2 separate regions of the Homo sapiens genome follow, and region 1 is linked to region 2. The links are chromatin contacts, found by Hi-C or POLR2A ChIA-PET in ENCODE. All regions are on one chromosome and are shown on one strand. The core of a region is the stretch at or near the end of the contact, and the rest is flanking DNA. Distances in the headings are between cores, read along the strand shown. Region 1 has its middle 39 kb from the start of MIR8071-2. Region 2 has its middle 6.4 kb from the start of MIR4539.

The links. A loop is a pair of places that touch in the nucleus more often than their neighbours do. ChIA-PET counts read pairs that join two places held with the same protein, here RNA polymerase II (POLR2A). Pooled maps may share reads with other maps.
Region 1: a loop to region 2 is called in a map of B cell, with 5 times the contacts of the local background. The contact joins two enhancer-like sites. A Hi-C loop is called at or near these places in 1 of 168 maps with a recorded cell type or tissue (B cell), 9 of 37 single-sample maps with no recorded cell type and 3 of 50 pooled maps. POLR2A ChIA-PET finds 5 or more read pairs at or near these places in 2 of 52 experiments (B cell and activated B cell).

The regions. Positions count from the first base shown.
Region 1 is chr14:105,675,647-105,682,525 of GRCh38, forward strand. It overlaps IGH. Among named protein-coding and RNA genes, the nearest start is that of MIR8071-2, 39 kb to the left of the region's middle. Within about 2 kb of position 4,390, at least 3 of the 41 ENCODE cell types and tissues checked have a DNase peak (open chromatin) inside an H3K27ac peak, as active enhancers do; they include B cell, where a contact is called at or near this core.
Region 2 is chr14:105,847,689-105,854,733 of GRCh38, forward strand. It overlaps IGH and IGHM. Among named protein-coding and RNA genes, the nearest start is that of MIR4539, 6.4 kb to the right of the region's middle. Within about 2 kb of position 4,188, at least 3 of the 41 ENCODE cell types and tissues checked have a DNase peak (open chromatin) inside an H3K27ac peak, as active enhancers do; they include B cell, where a contact is called at or near this core.

The DNA of each region.
Region 1 (6,879 bases), core at 3,140-5,639, 170 kb before region 2:
TGGATTGGTAAAAGAGGAAGGCCTCTTGCAGTTGAGATAGAGGAAGGCCTCTGTCTCCTGCCTGCCCCTGGGAACGGAATGTCTCGGTATAAAACCCGATTGTACATTTATTCTATTCTGAGATAGGAGAAAAACCACCCTGTGGTGGGAGACGAGACATGCTGGCAGCAATGCTGCCTTGTTATTCTTTACTCCACTGAAATGTTTGGGTGGAGAGAAACATAAATCTGTCCTATGTGCATGTCCAGGCATAGTACCTTCCCTTGAACTTATTTGTGACACAGATTCCTTTGCTCACGTTTTCTTGCTGACCTTCTCCCCACTGTCACCCTGTTCTCCTGCCGCATTCCTCTTGCTGAGATAGTGAAAATAGTAATTAATAAATACTGAGGGAACTCAGAGGCCGGTGCCGGTGCAGGTCCTCTGTATGCTGAGCGCCGGTTTCCTGGGCCCACTGTGCTTTCTCTATACTTTGTCTCTGTGTCTTATTTCTTTTCTCAGTCTCTCGTCCTACCTGATGAGAAATACCCACAGGTGTGGAGGGGCTGGCCCCTTCAGAATTCTTCTAGTTTTCTCTAATATCAGGCAACAACTCTGCAAACTAATTTTTCCCTCACCCTCTGACTTGGAATCAGTCAAATTTAAAACTGCCCTTTTCCTGAAGCCCTGTGAGCTGAAATGGGACAAGTTGATGTAAACTTCAGAGAAATCATCCCCACAGATCCTGTGCGGGCAGCTTCTGCAACACCTGACCTGCAAATCAGGAAGGCCCTTCAGCTGCCTACCTGGCTGCAGCTGAAGATGCTTCAGGCCCAGCGTCTAGAAATCTTCTGGCCTGGTGCCCACTGGGCTCAGAAACTGCATTTCTAAGTGTTAACCTTTGTGTTTCATTTATTTTCAGAGTCTCTCCTCTTCGAATGTCCAACTGCTAGCACCATGCGGCGAAATGTCCTCTTCTATCCAGTCCCAACAGAAAATCCAGCTGGTTCTTAATGAACGAAAGGCCACCCAACAAGAAAATGGACTTATATTGTTGGAGGGAAACGAGAATGTCTCCTCTTTCCTTAAACAGTGTGGACTGACAAAGATTCTCTGCTTGGCTAAACTGCAGTCGGGCTCTGGAAACTTCTCCTAGGCCGGCCTGCACTTCCTTGTAAGAAAAAGGCTTTAAAAAGTACCCGGTGGGGCCCGGAGCGGTGGCTCATGCCTGTAATCCCAGCACTCTGGGAGGCTGAGGTGGGCTGATCATCTGAGGTCAGGAGTTCCAGACCAGCCTGGCCAACATGGTGAAACCCTGTCTCTACTAAAAATACGAAAATTAGCTGGGTGTGGTGGCACGCGCCTATAATCCCAGCTACTCGGGAGGCTGAGGCAGGAGAATTGCTTGAACCCAGGAGGCAGAGGTTGCAGTGAGCCAAGATCGTGCCACTGCACGATGACACGTGCCACTGCCTGGTGACAGAGTGAGACTACGTCTCAAAAAAAAAAAAAAAAAGAAAAAAAAAGAACCCCCCTAAATCAGGTTAAAGACCCACTCTTGACATTTGATCACCCTTGATCCTGAGTTCCTCATCTTCCACCATCTCCCAGGTCTGATCACCCTGGTCTGTCTTCAGCAAAAATCTTCCTGGGCTAATTTAGCCAGAACCCTCCTTCCCCCCAATATTTCCTCTTGGGAATGTCCGTCCTCCGAGTTTACCCAGCTCCCTGGCTGTCAATCCCCGCCAGCCCATGCTGTGTTAAGAACTGAGCCCCATCTCTCTCCCGCATGGCCGTGGTCCCTGCTCCTGCGGCGGTGGTCCTGAATCACACCTGCCTCCGCATTGAACAACTATCATGGAATAATTTTTTCTTTAACATTTCTAAACACACTCTTAGGAGGCGCCAGCAGCCAGCGTGCGGAGTTAAGTGCCTGTGCCCTTTGTATGAAAGTGTCACCGTTGTCCTGGTCTTGAGGGGTGGCTTTCGGGTGTAAACGGCCGGCAGAGGTGAGTAGATGCTGGGAGGCTGCTCCAGGCGTCTTGTTTGCTCCAGGGTTCTTGAGACTCTCCTGTCTATGAGAACGTGCAGTGGCACGGGACGGCCGCCGGGGGGCTCCCGAGTCCGGCTCTGGAGTCTGTGGCCGCGCGAGTGCACCTGCCTGGGCCGGCCCTGACGGATTTTTTTTTTTTTTTTGATAGAGTCTCACTCTGTCTCCCAGGCTGGAGGGTAGTGGCGCGATGGCAGCTCACTGCAACCTCCGCCTCCCGGGCTCAAGCGATTCTCCTGCCTCAGCCTCCCGAGTAGCTGGGACCACAGACACCCGCCACCACGTCCAGCTAATTTTTGTGTTTTTAATAGAGACCGGGTTTCACCATGTTGGCCTGGCTGGTCTCTCCAACTCCTGACCTCAGGTGACCCACCCACCTCTGCCTCGAAAAGTGCTGGGATTACAGATGTGAGCCACCACGCCCGGCCTCCTTTTGGATGCTTCTAAAGTCTCTTTGCCTCTGGTGTTGGCAGCTCCATCGGCAAGCGTCAAGGTGTGGACGTGGAGTTTGCTTTTATTTATCCTGCTTGGGACTTGGCCTTGATCCTGACGCGTCCTGTTATTCAGCGATTTTGGAAAATTCCCAGCCACTGCCTCCCCCGACTCTGTTTCTCCTTTGGGCAGAAGAAGCCCTTGTGGGAGCCTCCGTCCAGCCTCCGCGGGGCTGCGCTCGGGCTGGGTGGCGTCTCCTGCTCTTTCTTCGGTGTTACCAGCTCCCGCTCCTGCGTGTCCTCTGCGCTGCCTGTCCCATCCATTCTTATTTTAGCCTCATCTATTACGGTTTTCAATTCTAGAAGTTCTTCGTAAAACTCTCAGGTCATTTCAAAATGCAATGTGCAGTAATTTCCCATTTTGCAGTAATATTTGAATAGCTTCTGTAAGTAAGTTTAAAAAATCTCTTGGCCGAGCGTGGTGGCCACGCTGTAATCCCAGTACTTTGGGAGGCTGAGGCAGGAAGATCATGAGGTCAGGAGATCGAGACCATCCTGGCTAACACGGTGAAACCCCGTGTCTACTAAAAATCCAAAAAAATTAGTCGGGCGTGGTGGCGGGCACCTGTAGTCCCAGCTATTCAGGAGGCTGAGGCAGGAGAATCGCTTGAACTCGGGAGGCGGAGGTTGCAGTGAGCCGAGATCGCACCACTGTACTCCAGCCTGGGCGACAGAGCGAGACTCCATCTCAAAACAAAACAAACAAAAAAACCCTCTGAAGCACACATTGCATATTCTATGTCTGATAACGCCGACATTTTGCTTTTGTTTGGGTTCTTATTCTATAGTTTCTTGTTTCACTGATTCTTGTTTCTGCTTCTTTAGGGCTTTTCTGATTTGTATGTGAGCTGGGTTCCTGGGATCCTGATCTGGGCGCGTCTTTTAGGCTTGCCTCTGAGGTCCGCTGTCCCCGCATGAGCGGACGGCAGAGCGCGCCTGCCTGGGAGCCCAGGAGGCTGCCGGGCCAGGGACCCCGGGAACCCCGGGAACCCCGGGAACCTCTCAGCAGCAGAACTGCAGTGGCACAAGACGGCCACCAGGGGGTCCCGAGCCGGTCTCTGGGGTCCCTGCTGGGGTTGAGGGGCTGTGGCTGCAGACGCGGACCTGGCAGGGGGACCCGAACCCCAACAGGGCCCTGACCGGCCCCAAGGCTGAGCCTGCCCTGTCCCACCAGCGCCCAGACCCCGATGTTGGGCCGGGGCCTTCCTTTCCTTGTCCCGGCCCTCTGAGGTTCGTCCCCGGGGTGTGAGCTGATTCTGAGCACACGGAGGCCTTCCTCCTCTCTGGGGCTCTGGAGCCCCTGGGGGCCTGCAGGGCCTGGGCCTGGGCCTGGCTGCTGTCCTCTGTGCTCAGGAGGGCTTCTCCCACCCACCCACTTCCGGGCACAGCCCCCAGCCCCACACCCAGCCGCCGGGAGGGCATCCCCAGGGGAGGACCCTCTGCTCCGGAGCCGCGTCCCTTGTCCTCCAGGGACAGTGGCCGGAGGCTGGTGCCTCAAGCTCGTGCGCCTCATGCAGCATCCCGTGGGTCCATTCGCGACCATAGTGAAGACCCGCAGGCCCCAGGCCCGAGCCGGCTCCCGGGCAGGCCGCGTTCTGGGGCTTCCGCGGGGACACTGGGCCACGCCAGGAGGAAGGGTCCTGACCAGGGTCAGGGAGCATCGGATGCTGCCGGCAGAAGTGGGGGGCGCGGGGCCCCACCGAGGAGCCCAGGCCAGCTTCCCCATCTGCCCCAGGTGCAGCCTTGCAAGGCCCCCAGGCCACAGCGTCCCCAGGTCACAGCGTCCCCACACCCAGGGAATGCAGGACTTTGGCAGAGGCTGGGATCCCAGACCACAGAGCCCCACAAGCTGATGCCTGTTCGCGGATGCCACAGCCACCTCCGCGGCAGGCGCTGGGGAGGGGAGGGGATCACAGTGCTGGACACGGACCGGGCCCCAGCCCTGAGCCCAAGGCAGAGCCGGGATCCGGCCCCGAGAGCACGCCTGGCCCTGCCCCTGGCCCTGGCCCTGCCCCTGCCCCTGCCCCTGCCCCTGCCCCTGCCCGTGCCCCTGCCCCTGCCCCTGCCCCGAGCCCGGGAAGCGCCGCGTGGTCGGCGGCGTTCGATGCTGCTGTCGGCCACACGGGGGCAGCAGAGCCTCAGCGGCTGCCGCAGCGGGTCCAGTTTCCGGCCGCCGGGGTTGGGCTGGCGGTGCCTGGGGGTCCTCCCCAGAGGCCCGCGTGTGAAACGTCCGAGTGCGCTGGGCGCTGGACACGGAGATGGGTGCTTGGGCCACGGGCCTGGGGGACCCCACACGGCCGGCTAGGCAGGCCCAGACAGCCCAGGGTGGGGGTTCCATGGGGGCAGGAGGGGAGAAGCCTGGGCTGTGGAGCAGCTGGGACGTCCGGGGAAGGGCCTGGGGGTCAGAGGGGCGGCTCCCGGGACAGGGAGGCACGTGGAGGGGCGGGGTTTGTGGCAGCCCCGGAGCCGCCTCTGAAGCTTCCATCTGCAGCCTCCTGTGGGGCCGGGTCTGCTTCTCTTGCTGGGCACCCACATCCACCCCCGAGGGGTGTGCGACAACCCCCATTCCAGCCCACTCAGATGGTCTCTAGCCCCTCCCGTCACAGTGAACCCCGGTGTCGGTGCGAGACGCCTCCGTGTATTCCCGGACGTCCCTCTGCAGGCCCATCCCCACCTCACAGACAGTCACACCCTTCCAGGCCTTGCCCCATCCCCAGTCCCTGGCCTCACCATCGCATTGCAGGGAGGCGGGCATATGCAACCTCCATGAAATAAAGCCCTAACGGAGAAGGCCAGAGTGGGAACTTCGTTTCCACCAGCAGGTGGGGCAGACACCCTGGCTAGCCCCGGGGAAAACCAGTAAAAATACTGGATTTAAATCCCTTCGAATTCTCCTTTCTACAGGCAAGCTGTTTAGTGAGAAAGAAAGGGCCCTGCAAAGATCCTCCCCAGGTGGACGGGCAGCCCCCAAGCCTGTCTTGAGCTCCCGGACGCTGCTCCTGGGGAAGGGCCTGCCGAGGACAGGGGCCAGTGGGAGCCCCTGCCTGACCACAGGCTGTTCTGCAGCCCAGGTCAGGAGCGCTGGTGCCTGCCGTGTGGGGTGGCCCTGGTCCTGACCGCCTGGGGTCCCAGGTGGTCCCGGGTTGTAAGAGTCTGTGGTGCTTGTGAAAAGCTTGCACATCCTTCCAGGGGAGACTCGCGCGTGGGGCGAGGGCAGGAGCAGGAGCTCATAATCACACAGGAAAACAGGAAGCCCTGAACCCCGGGCTCGGGAAGCGGCGGGGCGTCAGGTTTGGAGGGGCTTCGTCTCCCACCACCTCCCCATTTGCACCCCCAGTCCCTGACCCGCATCTTTCCTCACCTGGTCACTGTCCCCCACCCTGTCCCCCACCCTGTCCCCCACCCTGTCCCCTGTCTGCCATCTCCCTCCCAGGAGGGGGCTGCTCCTGCCTAGCACGCGGTGCCCTTCCTCCCACGTCGCTTAATTATATTTGAAAATACAACATTTGAAACGTGCAAAGAATGGAGGGGCTTTTCTGTGAGTGCAGGGTGCCCCTCCCGTGTCCCCCCACCAGGGGGCTTCCCCGTCCAGCCCCGGCTTGTCCCTTTCATTTTAACAAAACGTCCTCACCACAGTGCATGTGTGTTTTATAAAAGCAGTATTGGAAGTTAATGCTTTTAATACAGAAGAAAAAAAAAACCCGAAACAATATAACTGTCCTAAGTGATGTTGAGTGGGGAGTGCCGGGTGGGAGTTGAATTGCGGGACCACGATCCCTCCACTTCCAGCCGGTCCTGGGGGTGTCATGTGACCCCTTCTGACCAGCCCTGGGCAACCTCTGGATGGACGGGTGGGGAGGGGCCGTGGAGGGGATCTGGGACCAGGAGAGAGAGAGCGTGGCCAGGCAGCCCCAGGAGGGCCCTCCAGAGCCCGAGTGGGCCTGCGTCTGTGGTCCCCAGGTGCGGTCCCTCGAGGTGGCGTGTGGGCCCCCCAGGCCCGCGCCCTGCGGTTCCAGCGCCTCCCCAAGCCTCTGTCCCTGCAGCCCCCACCCCCCCTGCACTTTCCTCTCCTTTGTCTGTGCTGGTGGTCCCTCTCTCACTGTCCCACACAACACCGCACCGCCCTCCCCCAGGAAAGCCTCCACCTTTTCTCTTAGTGAAATAGAAGCCCTTTCAAGGTGACATGTCACCTACTCACAGAACAGTGCCCCAACCCAGGACGCAGCCTGAGGCCCCTCAGGAGCATTGTGTGCCCCCAGGCCTGTCCCCAGTGGTCCCCACCGTGGGCCCACCACAGCTCCTGCTGTCAAGGGCAGCCTGGGTCTGAGCCCCGTCCCCCTGTGCAGGGCACGGGTCTGG
Region 2 (7,045 bases), core at 2,938-5,437:
CCACCCTCCCAGAGCCTCCACTAGGCCAGTCCTGCTGACGCCGCATCAGTGATTCTGAACAGAATCTGTCCTTCTAAGGTGTCTCCACAGTCCTGTCTTCAGCACTATCTGACTGAGTTTTCTCTTATGCCACCAACTAACATGCTTAACTGAAATAATTCAGGGTAATGATTTATTTATCTGATTTAATTGATACCTAAAACTGTGGAAATGAATTTGGGATAGGGTAATGTGTAGAGGTGAGAAGAGTTTTCAGGTGCATGTTAGAAAAAGCCTAGATTTCCTTGAAGACTATGGTAGAAATTTGGACATTGAAGGTGATCCTGGTGGGGGCTCAGAAAGAAAGAGGAGAGCTATAGAGAAAACTCCTGTCATCTTAGAGAATACATAAATTGTCACAAACAGAATGTTGCTAGAAATGTGAATGTTAAAGATGCCTCTGGTGAGGCCCCAGACAGAAATGAGGAAGATGTTATTGAAAATTGGAGGAAAGGTGACCTTTGTTAGAAAGTGGCAAAGCACTTGGCTGAATTGCATTCTATTTATGGTAAGTAGGACTTACAAGTGATGAACCTGGATTTTAGCTGAGGATATTTCTAAGAAAAGTGTTGAAGGCACAACCTGATTTCTCCTGACTGCTTATAGTAAAAAGTGAGAGAAAGTGTTCAGTAAACAGGACCCACAACTTGAACAGCTGGAAAATTCTCAGCCTGTCCAATAGCATGCTCTGGAAACAAGGCCAAGGATGTGTCTGGGCAACCATTTGTTAAAGAGATTGGAATCATGACTTATGGATCCAATCAACCATCTCAGCAGAAACCAGGAGTAGAGATAAGGTTATTGAGGATATAACTGTGCAGGGCTCTCTTGTCTGATGACTCAAACCCCCAGGAATTTCATGGGAAGCTGACAAGGATTTTGTGAATTGTAAAACAGAAGAAACAATGCCAATTGGATGGAAGGGAAAGAAGACCAGAAAAAATGAAGGAAGGGTGACTTTGAGATCAGAGCCAAAGATGAGGAGGCTGTGGGGGCTCTGGCCACCATGGGCGAAGAGCATGGGGTCACCCCAGTGGGCCTGGAAGATGGAGCACGGACCCAGGAGGATGAGCCTTGAGCCTTAAATCTAATGCAGCTTTCCCTGCTGGGTTTGGGCTTGCTTGGGACCCATGGCTCCTCTCTCCCTTTCTATGTATCCCTTTTAGAATAGGAATGTCCATCCTATGCCTGCCCCATCATTGTACTTTGGAAGCAGATAACTTCTTGTCAAGTTACAAAGGTCCACAGATGGAGAGGAATTTCACCCAGAATGAATCTCACCCTGGGTTTCTCCCACACTTGATGCAGGTGATATTTCGCTGAGATTGTGGACTAAGAGTTGGTGCTGGAAGGGGTCAGCCGTTCTGGAGATGTTGCTATGGGATGCAGGGATTTTGCCTGTGAGAAGGACATGATTATGGGGGGAACGGAGGGCAAACTGTCATGGGTTAAAATGTGTCCCCTGTAAATTAATGTGTCGAAGTCCTAACCCCCAGGACCACAGAATGTGACCTTGTCTGGAAACAGTCTTTGCAGCTGCAATCAAGTTCAGATGAGGTCACCCTGGAGTAGGGCAAGCCTCTGATCCAATATGACTGCTGTCCTCATGAAAAGGGGGAATCTGGGCACAGACAGCACGTGTGGAGAACGCCCTGTGAAGATGGTGCTGCTTCCATAAGCCAAGAGCACCAGAGACGGCCGGCAAAGCCCAGCAGCAGGGAGAGAGCCTGGAACAGAGTCTCCCGTGACACAGAGGAGCCAGCCCCGCCAAGGCCTCCATCCCAGATGCCCGGCCTCCAGAACCAGGACGGAATAAACGTCTGTTGTTTAAGCCACGCAGTCTGGGGTGCAGTGTTGCCAGGGCCACAGTTAACGGATACGAGTGTTGTCCTGAGCTGCCAGCCCCACAGGCTGCACGAGGCCTCCCTGCCCCAGCCCAGTGCAGACTCCCCAGCCCCCTGGGTGTGCCCTGGGCAGTGTGGGGCTCCTCACTCCATCCTCCCCCAGGCTGGGAGGTTGAGCCTGTGATGAGCTACATGGGGTGAAGCTGGAGCGAGAGGCTGGGAGGCGACTCGGAGCCCACGGTTGGAGGATGGATTTCCCCAGGGACCCACACGTGCACCTCCACCTGTCTCCTGGACATTGTCTCTGAGGGCAGGGCTGGTGCCAGCTCAGGGATCCAGCAGGGACAGAAGGGCGGGCCGGGTCCATGTGGAGAGCACATTTAGTGGGAGGGACACAACTTGTACCCAGCAGCCCCCAGATACCCATGACAGCTGGCTCAGAGCAAGTGCCAGGCTGCTCCTCAGAACCTGAAATGTCCTCCTTCTGGGCCCCCAGCTTATGAGCCCTCCCAAGACGCCATCCTGGATGCTTCCTCTAGGACACTTCTATGGCCTTGGGGTCTGCCCAGTCCTTCCAGCCTGGTCCTCTCCCCCCAGCCACCTGCCTCCACCCTGGTCTCACAGCCACTGCTGTCCTTGACTTTGCCATGGACTGTGGGTCACCCCTGGGTGACTGCACCATGGCCAAGTGAGCCTCCTGGCATGAGCCCCCAACTTTGGCTTGGCTGCCATCTCTGAAAAAATCCCCTGCTCTTTGATCCTGCTCCCACCTACCTGGGGAGTCATTTTTCGGCACTGCCCCAAGCCTGGCCACCACCTGCCCATCTTCAGGGTGATGGCAGAGACTTGTCCTCCCCACTATGCATTCCCTAACGGCTTCTAAGGACGACATGGTCACGCCCCCCATCCTCATCCACAAGGGGATGGCACTGGGAGCCCTAGCATCTGGGCAATGATGAGGACCTCGTGACGGGCTTAGTGCCTGTATGAGAGAGACCCTCGTGACGGGCTTAGTGCCTGTATGAGAGAGACCCTCGTGACGGGCTTAGTGCCTGTATGAGAGAGACCCTCGTGACGGGCTTAGTGCCTGTATGAGAGAGACCCTCGTGACGGGCTTAGTGCCTGTATGAGAGAGACCCTCGTGACGGGCTTAGTGCCTGTATGAGAGAGACCCTCGTGACGGGCTTAGTGCCTGTATGAGAGAGACCCTCGTGACGGGCTTAGTGCCTGTATGAGAGAGACCCTCGTGACGGGCTTAGTGCCTGTATGAGAGAGACCCTCGTGACGGGCTTAGTGCCTGTATGACAGAGACCCTGAGAGCTCCTTCACCATCTTCGGCTGCGCGAGGATGCAGTGAGGAGGCGCGTCTCTGAGCTGGGAATTGGCCCTCGCCAGACGTTGAAGTTGCCGGCGCCTTGATCTTAGACTTTCAGCCTCCAGCGCTGTGGGAGGCAAATGTCTGTTGCTCAAGCTTTGCAGCCGATAGTGTTTTGTGATAGCTGCCCAATTAGACTAAGACACTCGTTCACCTGAAACTTTTGCTCCAACTTCCACTCCCCTGCCACGGGCGCGACTGCTACCCCACCCCTGTGCTCCTGTGGAGTGCAAGGCCCCCACACTGTGCAGACAGGCCCACATGCTCTCGAGGGCTCAGCCTGCACCTCCTGGATCCCGGTGAGGCCCACATGCTCTCGAGGGCTCAGCCTGCACCTCCTGGATCCCGGTGGCGTGCACCACACATCATGAAGGTTTGGGGCAAGGCCAAGAACTGTCTGGGCTTGCTGGGAAGGGTGGCAAGGTGACCCGGGCAGTTGTAGGCATGTGGAGCACACACAGAGGCCCCCGAGGCCTGAGCCCCAGTCTCTCAATTCAGGCTGTGCTTGGAGGACCAGGCCTGGAACCCTCTCCTGCTCAGTCCCCTTCCTTCCATCAGGCTGGGCATGCCCCGAGTCTGAGTCTGGCCCACCTGCTTCTGCGGCCCCTTTCCTGGGCACGTGGCTTTCCTCGAAACCCCCTGCGCTGGCTGACCCAGCGCTCTTTTCCACAGCTCCCTTTGGAACTGGGGTCCCCCTTGAGATGCCCATGTAGCAGGAAAGTTTTGAAAAAGAAACAAAAACCCTCACCAGAAAGCAGTTTCATGGATAAAATGTGCATATTTATTTCAGGGCAACAAGCGTATACACAGCAAAGCAGTGTGGGGTAGAGCCCACCTCGTGGCCTGCAAGCCAGCCAGCCCCTGCCGGTCGAGAAGGAAGCCTGTGTGAGAGCACACAACTGGAGGCCGGGCGGGGAAGAGAAACACGTGCCAACAGGCCACGCAGGCCAGGACCCCAGACCCGGAGGCAGCGCCCCTTTGAGTTCCTCTCTCTGGTCTCCGATGTTCTTCTGTTGGGATCATTTCACCTACAGGCAACAGAGACAGTGTGAAATGCTTTCCCCGTGGTCGGGAAGGGAGCCGGGGCAGAGATGACCCAGTGGGGTGGTGTGGGGGCCTCCGGGCTAGACGTCCAGCCCAGGCTGCTCCCTGGGCCCCACACTCGCCCTGCACCCTCCTCCCTGTGCCACAGCCGTGCTACCTTGAACAAGGTGACGGTGGTACTGTAGAAGAGGCTCAGGAGGAAGAGGACGATGAAGGTGGAGGCGGTGGCCCACAGGTTCTCAAAGCCCTCCTCGTCGGCGCTCACCTCCCCCTCTGCAGGAGACACAGCACGGGGGAATAGGGTCAGGCTGGGGTGGCACCCAGCAAAGCCCCCCCGGGGCCCATCCTCTAGGCCCACCCTTGGCCCCTAGGCTGTGCTGCACCCAGGGGTGGGGAGAGCAAGTGCAGGGGGGCTCGGGCACTGCCCAGGGCATGGGCTGGGCCCCTGAAAGCCTGATGCAGCGGGGGCACAGGCCGAGACTGGGCAGGGCTGGGACTCTGAGGTCTTTTCCTCAGAGTCCTGGGGTGGCAGAGAGAGCGTGGGGGATGCAGCACACAGACCAAGGTGGGGGCTGGAGGGCGGGGCCCCAGCGGAGCAGCGGCCAGCATGTCCTGACTCTCCTGGAGGGGGAAGCAGGGGGTGTGGCCCTGCCCTGTGCTGTGGGGGCTGGCAGGTGGGAGGACTGAGCTGGGGGGAACCCGATCCTGACTCCCTCACCAAGGCCCTGACTCTCCAGCTCCCTCTTGGAGCAGAGTCTGCATGGGGACATCCTGGCGGACTTGTCCTACCCTGCCAGGACCCAGGGAGCAGACAGAGACCTGAGCTCCACAGTGGGATGAGGACATTCGGGGGGTTGCATCCCCTGCACAGATGGGCCCTTGGGAGACACCTGGAGCCCAGGACTCCAAAGGGCCAAGAGTGTGGCGGGGACTCGGAGGTGGCCCCAGTTAGAGACAGCACTGTGCGTTGGGTGTGGAGACCTCACTCGGGCCCTGCCTTCCCTGCTGGGGCTCGGTCCTTCCCGGGCTGCTGCTGTCTGACCTCGCCTGCTCCCTGCTGTGGGTTGGGGAGCAGGTGGTATTTGCAGGGGCAGACTTGCTCTAGCTCATCTCCTGAGGCCTCCTGCTAAGAGGAGCAGCTGCCCAGGGCAGCCACTCTGCCCTCTGGGCCCATATGCTTAGTCACTGCCTGCTCTCAGCACATGGCACAGGCTCTGGTTCTGCTCACCGGTGGGTGTGGGGGCTATCTGCTGCCTTCATCAGGAGCCTGGCCTCAGCAGGGGTCACATGCTATCCCTGGGGCCTCCGCTCCCCAGGCAGAGCACAAGCTGGGTGCCATGGCAGCACCTCCAAGCAGAGACAGAAGGACAAGCAGAGCCTGGGCCCAAAGCCCCGGTGCCAGCACAGCGCAGGGAGCAAACTGCTGCAGGGACAGAGTATCCGGCAGGGCCCTGGGAGAATGTTGGCGGGGGCCGGCCGGCATGCGCACGTGTTGTGCCTGTGGGTGTGTGCATGTCTGTGTACGCGTGTCCATCTGTTGTGTGCCTGTGGGTAGACGTGTGTGTCCACGTGTTAGTGTATCACATGCTCCTGTGTGTCTGTGTCAGTGTGTCTCTGGGTGTGCATGTGTCCATGTACTTGTGTCTGTACATGTGTGTGTGTTTGCATGCACATGTGTGTTTGTGAATGTGTGTGTCTGTGTGTGTATGCCTCTGTGCTAGTGTGTCTGTGTGTGTGCATGTCCTGCACATGTATGTGTCCATGTGTGCACATATCCATGTGTGTGCCCGTGTGTGTGTGTGCCTGTAGTCAGTGTTCTCTTTGTGTGCCTGTGCATGTTTGTACATGTGTGTCCACATATGTTTGTGTGTGGGTCCATGTCTGTGTATGTGTGTGCCCATGGGTTAGCACGTCTCTGTGTGTCCATGTGTTTGTGTGTGTCCGTGTCTGTCCATGTGTATCCACACATGCCTGTGTGCTGCCTGTATACGTGTGGCCTTGCTTTCAGCTTTCTTTCTGGAAGCAGTAGGAGGAATGGCAAGTCTGAGGTCAGCCTGCTGTGAGCAGCTGCAGGGAATTCAGGGGTTTCTAGAAGCCACTGAGGCACGCAGGTGGGTGAGGCAGGGGTGGGGGCTGTGGAGGAAGGTGTTCTGCAGGGGAGGCGCAGGGTGGGTGCAGCACAGCCGCCGCCCCAGTAGGCCAGAGCATCGTGCACTCAGGACCAGTATCTTTTGAATGGATCTTTTTATTTCTAATTTTATAAGATGCAACATCTCACCCCGTTGACACGGTTAGTTTGCATGCACACACAGAGCGGCCAGCCGCCCCGAGCCTGTGGGCAGGCCAGCAGGGTCAGTAGCAGGTGCCAGCTGTGTCGGACATGACCAGGGACACGTTGTACAGGGTGGGTTTACCGGTGGACTTGTCCACGGTCCTCTCGGTGACCCTGTTGGGCAGGGCCTCATGGGCCACCACGCAGGTGTAGGTCTCCCCCGTGTTCCATTCCTCTTCGGACACGGTCAGGATGCTGTGGGCGAAGTACCGGCCTGGGGCCTGGGGCTCAGGCATTGGGGCGCTGGTCACATACTTCTCCGGGGACAAGGGCTGCCCCCTCTGCATCCACTGCACGAAGACGTCCGCGGGAGAGAAGCCCGTCACCAGGCACGTGATGGTGGCCGACTCCCGCAGGTTCAGCTGCTCCCGGGCTGGTGGCAGCAAGTAGACATCGGGCCTGTGCAGGGCC